Linked DNA regions of Homo sapiens: regions 1, 2 and 4 are each linked to region 3. A link is a loop called in an ENCODE intact Hi-C map of the cell type or tissue named here. Cell type or tissue: heart right ventricle. All regions are shown on one strand.

Region 1 (5,000 bases), 260 kb before region 3:
TATTTTAACATTCAAAATGAAAGAAGGACCTAATCCCAAAATAAAGATCAGTTTTCTGTAGTCCCTAGTGTTTTTTTCTCACGTATCCATGGACTAGTAAGGGTTTCATCATGGCCTAGCATGAGTCCATAGGCCACTGCTTGGAAAACTTCTATGTATCCAGTATACAATGCACTGATTACTGTGCTCAGTGCTTAACAGGCAACTGGAAGATGGTAAGAACTATTATTAATAACAGACACTTAGAGGTTTTGATATATGTAACTTTAGAGTCCTTCTTTCCATTTCTAAAAATTCCGACAATTTTTGAACAAGTGAACGAGTGGCCTCTTGTAAGACAACAGAGCCAGAAGTCCTCAGGAGCTCAGTACAATTGTGTCTTTGCTTTATAAAATAAATCATCATGAATGAGAAGTAGCTTTGCCATGTGTATTACTTTCACCAGGTATTATGCCTCACTAAATGCAGAGTTCTTTTCTGTTTCTCCGTATTATGTTAGATTGTTTACCTGAACCCTGATGGCTAGCTTCTTTACAGGGTTGTGAATGTTGTCCCTTCAGTCATTAGCGAAATGCTTATTGTGTATCTACTATGCTGCAGACCCTGTTCCTAGGGTCGGGGATACACAGTGAACAAAATAGACAAAGGCTCTCCCTCTCTTTAAGGGGCTTTTTATTTTTATTTTTATTTTTTTATTGAGACGGGGTCTCACTCTGTCACCCAGGCTGGAGTGCAGTGATATAATCGTGGCTTACCACAGCCTCAACCTCCCAGGCTCAGGTGACACTCCTACCTCAGCCTCCTAAGTACCTGGGACCACAGGTGTGTGCCACCATGCCTGGCTATTTTTTTCTATTTTTAGTAGAGGTGGGGTTTCACCATGTTGCCCCGGCTGCTCTAGAACTTCTGGGCTCAAGTGATCCACTCGCCTCGACCTCCCAAAGTGCTGGGATTACAGGCGTGAGTCACCATGCCTGGTCTTTAAAGGGCTTTTTAAATTCTAGTTCTTTGGCTGGGTGCTGTGGCTCACGTCTGTAATCCCAGCATTTTGGGAGGCCGAGGCAGGCGGATCACCTGAGCTAAGGAGTTCAAAACCAGCCTGACCAACGTGGTGAAACCCTGTCTCTACTAAAAATACAAAAAAAATAGCGAGGCGTGGTGGCACGTGCCTGTAGTCCCAGCTACTTGGGAGGCTGAGGCAGGAGAATTGTTTGAACCCAGGAGGTGGAGGTGCAGTGAGCCGAGATTGTGCCACTGCACTCCAGCTTGGGTGACAGAGCAAGACTATGTCTCTAAATAAATAAATAATTCTAGTTCTTAGGATCATGGTTGGAAGGGGCAGAAGGGGTATATAGACACTAAAAGAAATCTGTAACAGCTGCTGCTGTGAAGAAAGGAAAGCAGTGTTAGAGATGAAGGGTGTGATTAAAATATGATGGCCTGGATAGGTTTCTCTGATAAGGCAATGTGTGTGTAGAGTCTGGAAGAATTTTGGTATTAAAGGAGTAAATTAATACATTTTTGTTTTGCTTGTAAACTTAATTCTCTGATGAAGTGCCTCTTCTATTACCTTTCTGTGGAAGAGGAGAAAATGCAAATATTGGAAAAGAGCAAGAGAAATAGTAACATACTTATGGCACTATTTCCTCCATTTATAGAGCAAAAATGAAACAAACAAAAAACTGAATTAAGTGGCTTTTAAACTAAGACACAAGCCTGCTTTTCTCAAACACCTTTTTCCTTTTCTTTCTTTTTTTTTTTTTTTTTTTTTTTTTGAGACAGGGTCTCACTCTGTCTCCCACGCTGGAGTGCAGTGGCACAGTCTCAGCTCACTGCAAACGCCGCCTCCCTGGTTCAAGCGATTCTCCTACCTCAGCCTCCAGAGTGGCTGGGACTACAGGCGTGTGCCACCATGCCCGGCTAATTTTTGTATTTTTTTTTGTAGAGATGGGGTTTCTCCATGTTGCCAAGGCTGGTCTTGAACTCCTGAGCTCAAGCGATCCACCCACCTTGGCCTCCCAAAGTGCTGGGATTATAGGCATGAGCCACCGCGCCCGACCCCTCAAAACACCTATTATTACTGCTTTTCCTTTATGGCTGCCTGGGTATCAATCCAAGAAGCATCTTTGAAAGTGTTAAATATTTACTTACACTGGCAAAAGTAAGCTTCATCTGTGAAATTGTCTTATAGGACCCAAGAATCTTAAAGAAAAATATTGACCACTCAGTGGTGGCTTATTTAGGAATATCTGTATATTTTTTGTTAAATGTTCTAGAATTTAAAATTCTTCTGAGCACAGTCCCTATAGAATTGAATTAATTCTTTTACATAATTCCAAAGTTGAAAAAGATGAATGACTTGTCTACTTTCAGCTAGATTTTAACTTTTGAGGTAAAATTGCTAACATCCTTTCAAGTAAGTTCTTTATTTCCAAAATTACTTTTTCTTTTTCTTCTTCTTTTTTTTTTTTTTTTTTTTTTTGAGATAGGGTCTCACTCTGTCACCCAGGCTGCAGTGCAGTGGTGCAATTTCCTCAGCTCACTGCAACCTCTGCCTCCCAGGCTCAAGTGATCCTCTCATCTCAGCCTCCTGAGTAGCTGGTACCACAGGCGCATGCCACCACACCCACTAATTTTTTGTAGAGACGGGTTTCATCATGTTGCCCAGGCTGGTCTCGAATTCCTGGGCTCAAGAGATCTGCCCACCTTGGCCTCCCAAATTGCTGGGATTACAGTCATGAACCACTGCGCCCGGCCCCAAAATTACTTTTTCTAATGACACACAACACCAGAGGATTGGAAGGAAACATCCAGAATTTGCTCCAGTGTTCTTTTTCATCACTTATGTTCCTTGGGGGTTTCTGTGGTTCCAGAAGCCATTCATGCCTGCGAGACAGCGGCCCTGGGGGAGAATTGAGCTTTTTTCTCTCCTGAGCAGATACGCTTGTTGGATTGCATTAAATGAGCCCCTTGAACCACTGTGCTCAGCCTTGTCTGCACATCGGCATCAACTGCAAGTTTTAATGATCTTGATGCCCGGGACTCATCTCCAGAAGCTCTGATTTAATTGGTATATAGGGCAGCCTGGGAATCAGGATTTTGTAAAAGCTCAAGTGCTTCTAATATGCAGCCACGCTGAAAAACCACTGCCTTAGAGCAGTGCTTCTCAAAATGTAATGTGACTATTAACCACCCAGGGATCCTATTAAAATACAGATTCTAATTCAGTAAAGTGTGAGGTGGAGGCCAATGATGTGTAAATAAGACCATAGAGCAGGAGTCAGCAGCCTCTGGCCTGTGGACCAATTCTGACCCTATGCCTGTTTTTGTACAGCCTGCAAGCTAATAATGACTTTCACATTTTAAAATGATTATTTTTAAAAAGAAGAAGATGTAACTGGGCATTGAAGGTCCACAAAGCCTAAAATATTTACTATCTGGCCCTATACAGGAAAAGTTTGCTAACCCATGATCTATCTTCATAAGGTTCCCCATAACCACTGAAAGTCTCTTCTCAGTATTATCCCACTTTATTGGATCCTATAGCCTCTTGTCTTAGGAATTCCCATACTTAGGAATTTGTTTTTATATAAAAGAAATGAGGTCTGGGTATAGTGGCTCATGCCTGTAATCCCAGCACTTTGGGAGGCCATGATGGGCTGATTGCTTGAGGCCGGGAGTTTGAGAGCAGTCTGGCCAACATGGCAAAATCCTGTCTCTACAGAAAATACAAAAATTATCCAGGTGTGGTGGTGTGTGCCTGTAATTCCAGCTACTCCAGAGGTTGAGGCATGAGAATCACTTGAACCCAGGAGACAGAGGTTGCAGTGAGCTGAGATCACACCACTGCACTCCAGTCTGGGTGACAGAGTGAGACTCTGCCTCAAAAAAACGAAAAAAAAAAAAAAAAAAGAAAGAAAAAGAAATGGCATAAACTGGTAGAATACACAGCCCATGAATTGTTGGTCATAAAATTAACTGCAAATGTAAATATTATTTTAAAATTTCAACTCTATATTTTTTAAAAATTATTTTGTGATTTTATTGTAAATGTAGTTCCAAAAAGACACATTTTCCTTGAATGACATTTTTTTTATTTTAAGTAAAGATTGCCAGGACAGAGAGAACCAAGAGTCACTGAAGATTCCCCTTCAGAAATAGTAAAGTTCTACTGCGTATATTCGGGGTTTGCCAACAATGATTTGAAAAATAAAAGGTTGCTTTCTACTGAAATGCTGAATGAATAAATTTGGGTGCATGAGAGATTCACTGTCTGTGGGTAAACAAGGGGCAGTGTGAGTCTTAAAAAGGAAGATTGTTGAGGGCAATATCTACATTTCACAGATGAGGAAACTGAGCTTTGGAAAATGCAAGTGAAAATCTGAGGACCATAGCGAAATAGTGGCAGGACGAGAACTGGAAGTTGCTCTCCTGATTTGTTTCCAGTTCATATTTTTTCTGTGATTCTGCATTCTACTCAAGAACTAATATTATGATTAAAATGCCTGACAGTATAAAAGGACCAGTTTAAAAACTATCACAGATATTCCTATTTGTCATACATTATGTTTTCCTTTAAGACCCTGAGGATAGGCTGGGCGCAGTAGCTCACACCTGTAATCTCAGCACTTTGGGAGGCCGAGGCGGGTGGTTCACTTGAGCTCAGGAGTTCAAGACCAGCCTGGGCTACATGGCAACCCTGTCTCTACAAAAAATACCAATAAATAGCTGGGCGTGGTGGTGCCTGCCTGTAGCCCCAGTTATCTTGGGGGCTGAGGCAAGAGGATCACTTGAGCTCAGGTGATGGAGGCTACAGTGAGCCGAGATTGTGCCACTGCACTCCAGCCTGGGTGACAAAGTGAGACCCTATCTCAATAAATAAATAAAATGAAAATAAAACCTTGAGGATATTTATAATATTAGCTGCTTTCACGTCCTTGTTTGTTAATTCCATCATCTTTATCATTTCAAGATCTGTTTCTGTTGACTGATTTTTCTCC
Region 2 (5,000 bases), 270 kb before region 3:
TCCAGTCTTATGGCGAGATCAATATCATTACTGTATGGCCGGGCGCAGTGGCTCACACCTGTAATGTTAGCACTTTGAGATGCCGAGGCGGGCAGATCACTTGAGGCCAGGAGTTTGAGACCAGCCTGGCCAACATAACAAAACCTCATCTCTACTAAAAATACAAAAAAAATTAGCTGGGCGTGGTGGCACATGCCTGTAATCCTAGCTACTTAGGAGGCTGAGGTATGAGAATCATTTGAACCCAGGAGGCAGAGGTTGCAATGAGCCGTACTTACTATATATATATAGTAACTTACTATAGGTCTTTGTATATATATATAGTTACTGTAAGACATTTGTATATCGCAAAAAAAAACTATATATATATATACAGTTACTGTAAGACATTAGTATAGTGTAAAAAAAAACTAGAAAAAAAAACCAAAAAACAAACAAGAAAATCTAGCTCCTGTGTGTTTTTTACATGACCTTGTGGCACCTGCAGGCTAATTTTGTTTGTTCAGGTTTTGCCACATCCTGTGATCGTTCATTATCTTTGACTTGATATGTGACCGTACAAGAACATTTCAGTTATGGCCTAACATAATATGTGCTCTAAAAATTCCATTGCAGAAATCATACTTGATGAAGGTGGCCGTCATTCATTTTTGTCACCTAATCATGAATGCCAGTGCCACTTTCCATTTCAGGACTGGCATGGAAAGTTATGCCTGTGCATCAAACAAAAGTTTGCATGAAGAAGGAGCCTCTTGTTCAATTTTGCATGAGATGTTTCCTATTGACTTTGAAAACTTGAAGTGTTTGAAGGCAAGGGGGAAAGCAAATCAACCCAAGAGATTCCACATATTCAAAGACTCCAGCACTTTGTTTACCTAACACAGAACTGTGTGCTGGTGGCGAAATAAAGCCTTTGCCCTGAACAGGAAATCTTGGTGGAGTCCAGGCAGCAGGAGGCCTGGCAGCATTCCACAGTGATCAGCTGAAGGAAAAACAAGAGTTTACAATACTAACCCCAAATGCCCTTTTTGTCTCCCAGGAGAATAATACTATCTTGGCCTAGGAGGGTTGTGCCTTCATGCTCAACTCTTGGTCTAACAGTCATGAAGCTGCAGTAACATTCTGTTTTCCCCTCCTTAATCTTCTTTATCAAAGTCTTAATCCTTTGCTGCTGTTGTTTTTGAGATGGAGTTTCGCTCTTGTTGCCCAGGCTGGAGTGCAGTGGCGCGATCTCGGCTTGCCACGAACTCTGCCCTCTGGGTTCAAGTGATTCTCCTGCCTCAGCCTCCCAAGTAGCTGGGATTACAGGCATGTGCCACCATGCCTGGCTAATTTTGTATTTTTAGTAGAGACAGAGTTTCTCCGTGTTGGTCAGGCTGGTCTTGAACTCCAGACCTCAGGTGATCCGCCCACCTCAGCCTCCCGAAGTGCTGAGATTACAGGCGTGAGACCCCTAATCCTTTTTGTTTGTTTATATTATGAAATTAGGCCATTCTATAAGTGGTACACTTTTCAATTTCTTAAAAAAGGGAAAGGTAAATTATTTGGGGCAGACAACAAAATAGGAATGTAAATGCTTGAACTGTTGATTAAATTTGTGTGTTGTGTTGTTTTGTTTTGCTTTTTGAGCCAGAGTTTTGCTGTGTTTCCCAGGCTGGAGTGCAGTGGCGCAATCTCGGCTCACTGCAACCTCTGCCTCCTGGGTTCAAATGATTCTCATGCCTCAGTCTCCCGAGTAGCTGTGATTACAGGTGTGCACCACCACATCCAGCTAATTTTTGTATTTTTGGTAGAGACAGGGTTTCACCATTTTGGCCAGGCTGGTCTCAAACTCCCAACCTCAGGTGATCCGCCCTCCTTGGCCTCCCAAAGTGCTGGGATCATAGACATGAGCCACTGCGCCTGGCCTAAATTTGTGTTTAATATGGCAGGAGTGACGGCTGGGTCTGGTGACCTCCATTTCTCTATTGAATGGGGAGAAAGCACAGCCTTTGGGGTTTGAAGGGCATTATCGCTTTAAACATGTTTTTTGATTTAAATTTTTAAATATTTTTTAGAGATGCGGCCTTGCTCTGTTGCCCAGGCTAGTTTAGAACTCCTGGGTTCAAGTGATTCTCCTGCGTCAGCCTCCCAAAATGTTGGGATAATAGGTGTGAGCTACCACATCTGGCTGCTTTATAATTTTTTACTTGGCGTTTCTTTATCTGTTTTATGGGGACAATAATATCTACCTGATGGGTGGACACATAGTAGCTGACATAAGTGAGAATCTCCACCCACAAACTTTAAAACTGTTGCTTACGCATCATGCTATTGGTCCACAGTATATGGATTTGTGGATCGTGTCTTCTTCCTTCCATTTGAAAACTAGAACATTTGCTTATCTCCCGTCCCTCTATCACTTACCCCATCCTTTGTGATGGTTTTGAAGCACTGATCATTTTCCTGTATTACTGTGGGGAAGTGGATTATCTGCAATACATGCCTTGTGTTCATTTCCTCTCCTACCAGTCAGGCATGCAGTTTTGATAAACTACCTCCCAAGTTCTGAAGGAATTAGGCTTAACCTAAAATAAACAAAACAATAGAATTTTGATAGAAGTGGAACAGAGGCCTGCAGTGTTGTCCCAGGAGCTGTTGAGGGCAGTGGCGCCTGCTTCTGGCCATGGACAGAGAGATTCAGCATCACCATGTCATTGCAGAATGAAGGGAGAGTTGGCTTTGTTAACCACCTTGGCTGCCCGTGATGCACTGATCAGTTAAGATACCAACATTTCTTATTTACATCCTGTGTTGTTGTTTCTCCGCACCCAAGGGATGTGAACAGAGTGGTGGCAGTGATGGTTGCCAGCCCTCTGTCACCACCCTCTCCACTAGAATGCCATGTATTATGTATTTCCACTGAAGGACTTGATTTTAGCACCGAAGAGTGAGTGAGTGGTCGTGTAACCTGTACCTGCAATCTTGGCCTTGAATTCTCATTTTATTCCTCAATGCACTGGCTTAGAAATCAGCTGGCTGGTAGCTGTGAGCCAGGCCCATGCCCACTGCTTTCAGCTGGAGCCCTGCAGGGCTTTGCCCTCCTGGGTGGCCTTTGCCTGGTACGCCTCTCTTGTGCTGGGCTGAGGGCAGCTCTTGGTTATGTATGATTAGCTCAAATTGTGATTCAAAATTGGCACAATTATATCATCCTAATTAAAAAAATAAACCTGAAAATGTAGTATAAATTCCTAACTTCTGAAAATTCCTCGTAATACCCATCCCAGTTTTCAAAGCAGTTTCATAAGTTACTATTTATTTTTTCCTTCTTTTCTTTTCATTCCTTCCTTCTTCCTTCCTTCCTTTCCTTCCTTCTTTCCTTCTTTTCTTTCTCTCTCTTTCTTCCTCTTTCTCTTTTTTCCTTTTTTTTGAATTGGGGATCTTGCTCTCTTTTGATAATGCGATCATATCTCACTGCAGCCTTGAACTCCTGGGCTCAAGCCATCCTCCTGCCTCAGTCTCCTGTGTAGCTGGGACTACAGGTGTGTTCCACCATGCTTGGCTAAGTTTTTACATTTTTTTGTAGAGTTGAGGTCTCGTCATGTTGCCCAGGCTGGTTGCAAACTTCCAGGCTAAAGTGATCTCCCACCTCAGCCTCCTGAGTCACTGGGACATATTTCTGTGGAATCTCCCAGTTTGGCAAAACATTAACCCTAGAATTACTTTAACATTGTTGGAAAAGAGGTACCCCTTCGACTTCCTTTTGGAGAATATAGCCTCAGAATTTATGCTCCCTAGAAACCAGAAGTGATTTCAAGCAATGAGCTAGAAAGAGGAAATCTCTCTTCTTTTTGTAGACTTACTGCTACTAGTCTTTGGAGGAAGGTCCCCAGGTGGGTATATGTATCATTGTTGTGACACTTGTGATAAGGTTAGCCTATTTTTAATGATAAAGCACTAATCATCCTTTTCTTTTAAAAAATCGTTATAAAAATAAACAGTACAAAAGAGTATAAAATGAAATGTAAGGGCGGGCGCGGTGGCTCATGCCTGTAATCCCAGCCCTTTGGGAGGCCAGGGTGGGCAGATCGCGAGGCCAGGAGTTCGAGACCGGCTTGGCCAACATTGTGAGACCCTGTCTTTACTAAAAATATAAAAATTAGCTGGGCATGGTGGCACACACCTGTAATTCCAGCCACTCGAGAGGCTGAGGCAGGAGAATCCCTTGAACCTGGGACACAGAGGTTGCAGTGAGTCAAGATCACGCCACTGCACTCCAGCAAGACTCCATCTCAAAAAAAAAAGAAACGTAAAAGTCCTAGGTCTTCATGCTTCTCCCCAGAAGTAATTATTGTAGATAACTTTTGTGTATCCTTCCATATACACACCTACAGATCTATATACATAAATATAGATAGACATACATACATATGTACATGTGTATATTGTACACACACAAACAGCACGTATATCTTTTTTTCTAAATACCAATGGAATTTTACCAAAATATTATCTTGCATCTTGCCCTTTTTTCACTTATTGCTATAATAAGGCAGCTTGCCATGTTGGTACATGTAGCTCTCTCATATTTTTACTGTCTGCATAGTATCCCATTGTATGATTGGATCATAGTTTATTTAACGAGATGTCTATTGATGGATGTTTAGATTGACCCATGTTTTTACTCATAAACAATCTTGCAGGGAATCTCCTCTTACACAGCTTATCTAATGCATTTGGTGAATGAATATTCTCATTCATGGAGTCAAACTTGGTAACTATATTGTTGTATTTTGAATATTAGTGATTTAGTGGATTTAAGCAGAAAATATTTTAATGAAATTTAATGGCTAAGTAACAAAAGATCGCCTTTATTTGCACAAGAAACATTCTTACAGATGGTGAAAGTGTTACAGAAGCCAGTTTAGTTGGGTTAATATTATCGGTTAGGAGTTAATTCACAGTAAAGTGTTTGTTTTAGAACATCAAATTAATATGCCATGAAGGAATTTAAGGGGGTG
Region 3 (5,000 bases):
CTTAAAGAACTGACTAGGTTCTAAAATAATAGAACTGAGAAATAGGACTGAGAAATGACCAACATCAAGTATATACGGTACACTTAGCACTTGTTTCTATAGAAAACATTTCAAATCAAGTTCTTTATGATGTGAACCAGATTTTCCAAATGCCTAAACCACTTCTGAGCTTTAAGCAAGGCCTCAGAAATTCAGCGGGTGCCTGGGAGGCTTCATTCACATTCACCTCTAAGGAGAGGCTAAAAGAGGAATTTCCAGATGGCAGCTACTGGCTCAGAACCAGGGGGTCCCTTGCCAAGTCTGTCTCTATGTGGCTCCCGGAATTGCTGAGGTCTCACTTCTCAGAGGGCTTTGATGGAAAATAAAGCAACAGCTGACGCTCACGGGCCTCGGAACTCTGGCCAGGCTCCCTGAGGGGTGCATCCTAGGAGAACTGAAAAATGGGATTGGAGCTTTTGCCTTATCCTTACACCCCAAGTTCTTTGTGTGGCAGAACATCTATGAAAAAATAATAAAATATTGTCTGATATTTCCCTTTACTTCTGGTATTGCTTTTGACCTTCTCAAAACCCACCCCTCCCACCTCTAACAAACCAAAATGGAAAATGACAATTCAGGCAGCTGTTAATTGGCTCACTCTCTCAAGGCAAGCACTGTCTCAAGGCAGTCTCAAGGCAGAGATGACACAGCAAAAAACAGAGGGGGAGAAAAAAGTCTATTATTGGCTTGTGATTTACAAAAGCCAAAGTCCTTTAGATAAAAGGCCAGGAGTCGTACCAACATAGATACCAAATCCAGGAGAACACAGACCAGCGATAAGAGGGACGCTTCCCCATGACCCAGACCAGCCTAAAGCCCCTGTGGGGGCAGCCAGTGGGGAGCTGTCAGACCTTGGACATGGTGGTCTTTGAGAATGGGTCTGCCCTTCTCTCCCTGACCAGTTGGGATAGACACCTGACTGGAATCCTTGACACTGGCAGGTGTTTCTATGAACAGAGAGGACTGTGCCTGTCTTCCTGAATCCCAACCCAGAGTAGAAGCAGTGGAGACATGGATCTGGGTTGAGAAATGGGTTTTCCTGTCCCCCTGTGTCACCCACATCTTCACAAAGGACTTACAGGTGGCTGAGAGATCTGTAGGAATGGAATGGGGCTTGCAGGTGGCCCCAGAAATCTGAGGAGACCAATGACTAAGACCAGATGTGGGTCAGTGGTCATCTTGGCAGGTATCACTGTGGACAGATGACACTGAGGGCCACTCCTCTGACCTTGGGTTGTCAACTGCTACCTGGTAGCCCCACCCCTCCCCTTTCTACCCCTAGACCTTGGCCTCCAGGGAAAAAGTGTGTGTAGGAACTCCCTCTGCCATTTTGAAAAGACAGGAGCTAAAAGCAGTTCCATGAAGGACAGGCGTTTCGTTTCATACCTGAGTTTGTGAAATAAGAGTTGTTCTTGCTACACGTGATTTTTACCTTTCTGTCTTCTCCATTGACTTAGTAATGAGACAGATCAGCACGAGGATAACTTGTAGCCATACACCTGGCAGGTTCTGCAAGTCAGAGAACTGTAACCACATGCTGGGCCTTAGAGCAATCTTAGGGCACCTGCTTTTCTCCTGCCTACCCATTTTATAGAAAAAACAAGAGAGGCTCCTTCCGTGGCTGGTAGCACAGGGCAAAGTAAGGAAAGGGATGTGCCAGCAGTGGGTTTGAATGAGGATCTGGGTGACCAGCGGTGAATGTATGTTGTCTGTTAGTCCAGAATCTACATGCTGGGCACGTTAGGGATCCCTCTGGGGAGGGGCGCCTTTGGCTTGCCTTGTTGGTGTGAGCCGAGCACGCGTGCTTGTTTCAATCCTGACCGCCGGTCAATTTGTGGAACAAGTCCTCATCGAGTGTTTCATTCTGGTCCTTGGAGCGGGTGGACAAGAAAATGTAGCCGCCAATGTACTCGTGCACAATCTTGCAATCTGCACTCAGGCAGGTGAAAGCAGTAAAGACGTTTTGGTCAAACTCGATGACCACCTGGAAGAGGAAGGCACAGAGAAGCTTAAACTCTGACAAGGAATGATGAAAAAAAAAGTGCTTTGCTGGACTGGCCCCTGGAGCTGAGGGCTGCTGAGGTGGATAACAGATGGATATCCCTCTAAAACACACAGAAAACCATCACTTCCATTAAACGCTTCCAGAAAACATCTTTGCTCTCTTTGCGCCCTCTGGTGGTGTCGACTTTGCTGCACGTCTGGTTAAAAAAACTCCCAACACATTTTCTGTCTACAGTTTAGATACAAGGATTTTGCCCAAGCACTCTCTGTCTCCCTGTGTTGAGGGGCAGGGTGCTTCGCAGGCACTTTATTTTTATTTTTATTTTTTTTTTGAGATGGAGTCTCTCTCTGTCACCCAGGCTGGGGTACAGTGGCACGATCTCGGGCCACTGCAACCTCTGCCTCCCAGGTTCAAGCGATTCTCATGCCTCAGCCTCCCAAGTAGTTGGGATTACAGGTGTGTGCCACCACACCTGGCTAATTTTTGTATTTTCAGTAGAGACGGGGGTTTCACCATGTTGGCCAGGCTGGTCTTGAACGCCTGACCTCAAGTGATCCATGCCTCGGACCCCCAAAGTGTTGGGATTATAGGCGTGAGCCACTGCACCCGGCCTGCAGGCTCTTTAATGAATAAAAGTCTGCCTGAATTTTCCTACAGCCACTGCCCGGAACCCTTTCCTAGCTGCAAGTCATAAACTCTAAGCACTAGAAGAAAGACTTAGAGACTTTGCTGGTTCACAACCTTGGCTGCCCATTGAAATCACTTGTGGACCTTTAAAAATTACTAATGGTTCGTTCCTCCTCCCAGAGATTCAGATTTAACTGGCCTTGGGTGTGGTCTAGGCAGTGGTGTTTTAAAGCTCCCCAGGTGATCCTAATACGCATCAAGGCTTTAGAGCTACCGCCTTAGAGGTCATCTAATCTCTGAACTTGATTTTACAAATAAGCACCCAGATGATTATCAACACTGCTGAGAGGAAGTCAGGGTTCTTAACAAATGTGTGGGTCTCTTACCATCCCTCTACGTCAGTGACTTTCTATTGGAAAATGAGAATGCCAAAGGAATGAGGGAAGATTGAGTCTGTATCAGCAACATCTGAATGTTTTAATTAATTCAAGAATGAATGAAACAGGGTCTTGCTTTGTTACCCAGGCTGGAGTGCAGTGGCACAGTCACTGCTCACTGTAACCTCGAACCTCAACTGATCATCCCTGGCTGAGTAGCTGAAACTACAGGTGCACACCATCACACCTGGCTAGTTCAGCGTTTTTTTTTTTTGTTTTTTTTTTTTTTAATTTTCTGTGGAGACAGGGTCTCATTATGTTGCCCAGGCTGGTCTCGAACTCCCAGCCTCAAGTGATCCTTCCCACCTCGGCCTCCCAAAGCACTGGGCAGAATGTTTTAAATTAGCGGCAGGATGCTAAGCTGCCTCTAACTTCATCTGGAATTTTCCATGATACAGGCTTGGCCTGAACTTAGCTCCTAGGATGGGAGATGATGGGAGGCTGTAACATAGGCTAGGGGTTTGAGGGCTCCTGGTTTTAAGAGGTGAAGCTTTTCTCAGTCATCACTATGGACCTCACTTTCTTCTTCAGCAGTTTTTCCCTTTTGGGCCTGGAATGCTCTCCAGGTGAGCAACTGAATCTTCCAGTCCTCCATCGGGTTTCTTGGCAGCCAGTCAGATGAGGCTTTTTTTGGATTTATTTTGCATAGCAGTTACATCTCCAGTAGTTTCTCATAAGTAAGTATCAAGCTAAATCCTGTATAATCCTATGCTGAGTCAATGAAAATTAATGAAACTGCTCAGCGATTTCAGAACCTGTCTGTATTGAAAGTCTGCATGGAGACTAAGCCAACTTGCAGTGCTAATGCAAGAGCATTTGGCCTGTGCCTGTTAGGAAGCTGCCCAGAATTGCATATGATGATTTTAGCAGACAGACAGTTACCATATGCTTGTGGTTTCTTAGGTCTAAATAGAAGAACACCTTTTAAAACTCAGAATAATCTGCAATTCTGAGGGACACACATTTATAGGCTCAACACTGAAGAGCAAAAACTTTCACTTTACCTGCCGGGTTTCCCAGTTTACATTCCACTGTTTGATATTTGTGAATCTCCATGTTGTCACTGGAATCCCGGTGGCTGCATCAATTTTAATCAACCTGTTATATGAAACTCCCAGAATGTCATCTTTTTTGCTTCCTTTAAATCTGAAAAGAATCATAATATTAGTTAAGAGAAGCAACTGCTTCCTATAATACAATGTTCACTCACATATAACTTCTTAAAAATACTACCAGTATTTCTGAATCATTTCAGAGGAATGGACAATGAAGAATTAACTTTCTGCAGGGGGGCATTTTTATTGGGATATAGACAGCGTGAAAAAAGAATGAAGGCTATCCTGCAGATGGTCTTTAAGTAAAACTGACATCAGAGAGAAGAAAAATAAGATGGAATCAAATAAATTCATTCAAAATGATTACTGACTCTGTGTTGGGCACCCTTCTAGGCATGGGAGATATAGTAGTAAACTAAACGGATGGAAAATTTCTGACTGTGGGAGGGAGAAGATCATAAGTATGAGGTACATATGCCAGATAAGATGAAGGAAAATAAAGTTGGAAGGGCTACAGGGAATACTGGTAATAAGGTGGTTACAGTTTGAAACAGGGAGGTCAGTGAAAAGGTGACATTTGATCAAAAAATGGATATGCATGAGGATGTGAGCCGCGTGGATATCTGGGGAAAGAGTATTCCAGGCAGAGGGCACAGCCACTTAAAAAAATTTTTTTTTTAATGTGCTTAAGGACCTGCCAGGAGGCCCATGTGGCTGACACAGTGAAGGAGGGGAGAGAAATGTGAGTTCAAGAGCAAAGGTCTTGTAGGCCACTGTAAGGATCTGGCTTTTACTCTGAGTGAGATAAGAAATCCTTCAGATTTTGTGTGTGTGTGT
Region 4 (5,000 bases), 550 kb before region 3:
TCCTTCAAGAACTTAGAAAAACGACCAAATACAGTGGCTCATGCCTGTAATCCCAGAACTTTGGAAGGCTGAGGCAGGAGAATCACTTGAGCCCAGGAGTTTAAGACCAGCCTGGGCAACACAGTGAGATCTCATCAATATTTATGTTATTTAAAAAAAAGAAGAACTTAAAAAAAGAGAGCAAAATAAGCCTAAAACCAGCACAAGAAAGGAAATAATAAAGAGCAGAAATCAATGAAATGAAAAACAGAATAACATTAGAAAAAGTTGGTGGAGTCAAGAGTGTGTTCTTTGAAAAGATCTGTAAAACTGACCAAGCTCTGACAAGACTGACGAAGAAAAAAATTACTAATATCGCTTATAGATTTTAGAAATTATAGTACACAGTTACCAATATCAGGAGTGAAACAGAGGAAATCACTACAGACGCTGCGGACATCAAAAGGATAACGAAATGCTACAAACAACTCTGCATACATAAATTTGATAACTTAGATTAAATGGACCAATTCCTTGTAAAGTACAAACTACCGCAACTCACCTAATTGAAATAGGTAATTTGGATAGCTGCATAACTATTAGAAAATTGAATTTTTAGTTAACTTCCTGAAAAAGAAATCTCCAACCCAGATTGTTTCACTGGAGAATTCTATTAAAGATTTAAAGGGGAGTTAAGACCAACTCTACAGAAAATAGAAGGAAAAGGAACCCTTCCCAACTCATTCCAGAAAGCAGGTATTACCCTCATACCAAAGCCAGACAAAAACAGTGTAAAAAGACCGGGCACAGTGGCTCACGCCTGTAATCCCAGTACTTTGGGAGGCTGAGGCGGGTGGATCACCTGAGGTCAGGAGTTGGTGACCAGCTTTGCCAACATGGTGAAACCCTGTCTCTACTAAAAAGACAAAATTAGCTGGGCATGGTGGCACCTGCCTGTAATCCCATCTACTTGGGAGGCTGAGGCAGGAGAATCGCTTGAACTTGGGAGGAGGAGGTTGCAGTGAACTGAGCCGAGATTGTGCCACTGCTCTCCAGCCTGGGTGACAGAGCAAGACTCCATCTCAAAACAACAACAACAAAATTAAACATGCAGCCGAGCACAGTGGCTCATGCCTGTAATCCCAGCACTTTCGGAGGCCAAGGTGGGAGTATTGTTTAAGCCCAGGAGTTTGAGACCAGCCTGGGTAACATTGGGAGACCCCCTATCTCTACAAAAACTTTTAAAAATAAGCCAGGTGTGGTGGCCTCCCAGCTGCTCTGGAGGCTGAGGAAGGAGGATTACTTGAGCCCACGAATTAGAGACAACCGTGAGCTATGATCATGTCACTGCACTCCAGCCTGGGCAACAAAGCAAGAACCCATCTCAGAAAGAAAAAAAAAAAAATAAAAGCTAAACATGCAACTACCATATGACCTAATACTTAACTGTTCTCGGAATTAGCCAACAGAAATGAGAACTTAGTTCACACGAAAGCCCGTAGACAAGTGTTTATAGCTGATTTATGCATAATAGTCCCAAACTGGACACAACCCCAATGCCCTTCAGTGTGTGAATGTCCAGAGCAGCCTGGGGACTGACACTGCCACGCTCTTACTTGGAATGTGTGTAGCTTTCCAGAGAATGAGTTAAGGTGTGTGTTGAGGGGCTGGGAGCGAGCAGTGCTGGCACACCAGCAGAACTGAGGAGTTCAGTCTAGAGTTGGTACATCTTGAGCTGAATCTCTAAGGCCTTCAGTTTCCTAGATCTGCTTCCCTCGGAAGCACTTAGGAAACAGGGCCTCCCTCCACAGGACAGCCCCCCGGGTCTGCAAAGGGGCATGTGTTTCCTCCTTAGGCACGGATGTGCCTTGTCCTCTCTTCTCCCACACTTAGAGTAACCTGTGAATAATTTGATGGGTGAAATAACCCACTGTCTGGGACACCATTTTTGGTGTGGCTTTATGGGTGCCTATGTACCGTGTATATGTATGTAACATGTAACCCTGCTCAAAAAGGTTAGAACTCACCCAGTCAGCTAGCGACTCCAGAATAATCAGATACATGTTCCCCCAAGGTACCACAAGATGGCAGCACATGCACACAGCATTTCAAGCTCCTGCACACTGAGATGACAGCAATTAATCTGCCCTCTAATAATGCCTCTGCCATCCTGGAAAGCCCTACACTTAAACGGTCATGATGCCTGTTTCTATGATGATGTGTTGCAAACACACGCAGCATTTCTGAGGTAGATGAAGAGATTCAAAGGGTAACAGGAGATTATGTAGTTCAGAATTCTTCACCTTTTTTTAAAAAAAATATTTATTTATTTATTTATTTATTTTTAATAGAGACAGGGTCTCACTATGTTGCCCAGGCTAGTCTTGAATTCCTGGGCTCAAGCGATCCTCCCGCCTCGGCCTCCCAAAGGGCCGGGATCACAGGCGTGAGCCACTGAGTGTGGCCAGAATTCTTCACCTTTTGGTGCAGAGTGTGTATGTCGCACCTGAAGCCAGAAGTCAACGATACTCGATGAAAGGGTTTGTTCAGCGCAGATGACCTACTTGGGTTCATGGCTTGCATGTGTTATAATTGCTGCTGTTTATTTCCTGAAAACTTAGACGATTTGGGGCACATTATCGATGCCTTACAGGCATGGTCGCATTAAACTTTACTGCAGCCATCTGTCATAGTGATTATTATCCTCATTTTACAGATGGGGAAAGAAAGAATTAGACCTTCAGGCACCTTGGTAATGGCACGCACAGCGAGTAGAGGCAGAGAGAACCTGCTTCCCTGACGGCCCACACTCCCCCGGCACACAAGGCTCCCTCTAGGTGGCGCGCGCGTCTCAGCTTCTACTGCGGAAGTCTCGGTTATGTGATTATGTATACGCTCAATCCTACACCAATTGAGAATGGCCCTTAGCTTGGAATTAGTAAGAACAGTAATTAGCAATTTATTGTCAGAAAAAAGTTCATAAGATTATCGGCCGCAGTCTCTTTGCTGCACATCTTTCTCATCTTGACAGGACAGCCACAGGGAATCCAGGTCTTCTCCACCACCCCAGGCTCAGCAGTTCATGCTTACCCACCCAGCTCAGGCACAGATGCGACATTCAGCTTAGCAACATTCAGCTTAGGATCGGGTAAACAGGCAGAGCTTTCTCTCTCTCTTTTTTTTTTTTTTTTGAGGCAGAGTCTCTCTCTTATTGCCCAGGCTGGAGTGTAATGGTGCGATCTCGGCTCACCACAACCTCCATCTCCCGCGTTCAAGCGATTCTCCTGTCTCAGCCTCCCGAGTAGCTGGGATTACAGTTATGCACCACCACACCTGGCTAATTTTGTATTTTTAGTGGAGATGGGGTTTCTCCATGGTCAGGCTGGTCTCGAACTCCAGACCTCAGGTGATCCACCGGCCTCGGCCTCCCAAAGTGCTGGGATTACAAGCATGAGCCACTGCGCCTGGCCTTTTTTTCTTTCTTTCTTTTTAATGTGGAAAATTCCAAATCCTATCAGAGCATATTTGGCATGTGATTTTTTTTTTTTTTTTTTTTTTTTTTGAGACAGGGACTCACTCTGTCGCCCAGGCTGGAGTGCAGTGGCACAATCACGGATCACTGGAGCATCAAACTCCTGGGCTCAAGCGATCCTTCCACCTCAGCCTCCTGATTACCTAAGACTATAGGCAAGCACCACCACAGCCCCTAGTTTTTATTTTTATTTTTTATTTATTTATTTTTTTGTAGAGACAGAGTCTCGCTTTGTTGCCCAGACTGGTCTTGAACTTCTGGCCTCAGGTGACCCTCTGGGCCTCCCAAAGCACTGGGTTTACAAGCATGAGCCACCATGCCAGGCCTAACATCTCTAATTTTTTAAAATTGTTTTTAACATAATGAGACCGAGCTTCACCATGTTGTCTAGACTGTTCTCAAACTCCTGGGCTCAAATGATCCACCCACCTTGGCCTCCCAAAGTGCTAGGGTTACAGGTGTGAGCCACCGTGCCCAGCCAGCATCTCTAATTTTTGACAAGCAGACTTTTGATATGTGATTTACCTAAGTTGTGTAAAGTTATATTCAACGTTATCTGCCTTTTACAAATCAGGAAAACAGGGTATCATTAACTTTCCTAAGTGATATATTCAGGGGGAAAATGAATTTAGCAAAGTGGAGGTCTTTTGTGTCCTTTTACAGATAGTAAAATAGCATCTAGGAGAATGGGAGGTTGAAGGGAACTGTCATAGATTTGGGGTCAACTGAGGCCAGTTAGTGGCCATGACCATGAGGGACCTTAGGTGCTGCTTGCTTTCCCCAGCCAGGTTCAGCTGTGTGGGTGCAGATTCAGACTTGGAGGTGAGATGAAAATAATAAGAGGGATGTGATGGAGCAAGACAGGGCAAGGGCCTTGAGCACACACAAGGAAGAGATTCCAGCAGCTGACAGTCTCATTACAGCTGGCAGGGCAGTCAGTGAGAGCATGAGATTAGGTGGATCATGAGCAGAGAAGCTGGGATGGATGCACTGGTGGCCTCAGCACAGGGAGGGTGCCAGGGGGAGTGAACAGTGGAGGGGAATGGGACTCATGTCATTTCCGTTATGGAAAGGGTGTCGCTATTTGATAGGAGAGCTCTGGGATATGACCATGGGAATGAAAGGCTGGGGAGATGACAGGATCACTGGCAGGAAACTGAGAGGCCAGTATTTTGGAAATATTATTTACAAAGCTACTGATATCACCAAGGACAGGAAAGTGTTAGAGAAAGTGGCAATGATTCAGAAAGTGAAATCTCCAAGGAAGAATGTTTGTACCCAGGCTTTGGTAGATGAAGGTAACCACAGGGTGTGGGAGAAACAGTTTGTTATGGGAAGGAGGAAGAATGTTCCAGGAAAGCAGCAATGACTGGCAGAAAAGACACTCACCCCACCCACCCCACCCTCAAGCCCACAGATACTCAAAAAGCACAGGGAAGAAAACATTCCCGTTTTGAGAGAGCAGTAGGGGAAGTGTGGTTTCACACAG

The links. Hi-C counts contacts between places; a loop is a spot of excess contacts. Peaks named below come from ENCODE experiments on the same cell type or tissue, not always from the same donor. Only the 100,000 strongest peaks of a DNase experiment are listed, where the experiment ranks them.
Region 1: it touches region 3 in a loop (2.5-fold over the local background); 7 of 110 quality-filtered maps call a loop at or near these places.
Region 2: it touches region 3 in a loop (2.9-fold over the local background); 14 of 110 quality-filtered maps call a loop at or near these places.
Region 4: it touches region 3 in a loop (22-fold over the local background); 99 of 110 quality-filtered maps call a loop at or near these places.

What each region holds. Positions count from the first base shown.
Region 1 is chr20:5,812,196-5,817,195 of GRCh38, forward strand. The region is part of intron 2 of SHLD1 (shieldin complex subunit 1); the gene reads left to right. Among named protein-coding and RNA genes, the nearest start is that of SHLD1, 64 kb to the left of the region's middle. In heart right ventricle, no CTCF peak of the experiment used is centred here; no DNase peak of the experiment used is centred here.
Region 2 is chr20:5,803,993-5,808,992 of GRCh38, forward strand. The region is part of intron 2 of SHLD1 (shieldin complex subunit 1); the gene reads left to right. Among named protein-coding and RNA genes, the nearest start is that of SHLD1, 56 kb to the left of the region's middle. In heart right ventricle, a CTCF peak has its summit at 2,646; no DNase peak of the experiment used is centred here; H3K27ac peaks cover 480 bases.
Region 3 is chr20:6,075,324-6,080,323 of GRCh38, forward strand. FERMT1 (FERM domain containing kindlin 1) reads right to left here. Exons shown (of 15, transcript NM_017671.5): 14 at 4,113-4,254; 15 at 1-2,023. The coding sequence ends at 1,850. Among named protein-coding and RNA genes, the nearest start is that of LRRN4, 24 kb to the left of the region's middle. In heart right ventricle, a CTCF peak has its summit at 2,225 (motif pointing left); DNase peaks (open chromatin) are centred at 303 and 2,218; H3K27ac peaks cover 1,458 bases.
Region 4 is chr20:5,527,012-5,532,011 of GRCh38, forward strand. No RefSeq gene overlaps it. Among named protein-coding and RNA genes, the nearest start is that of LINC01729, 20 kb to the left of the region's middle. RefSeq lists enhancers at 1,849-2,390, 3,030-3,099. In heart right ventricle, CTCF peaks have their summits at 2,065 (motif pointing right) and 2,821 (motif pointing right); DNase peaks (open chromatin) are centred at 2,070 and 2,820; H3K4me3 peaks cover 864 bases.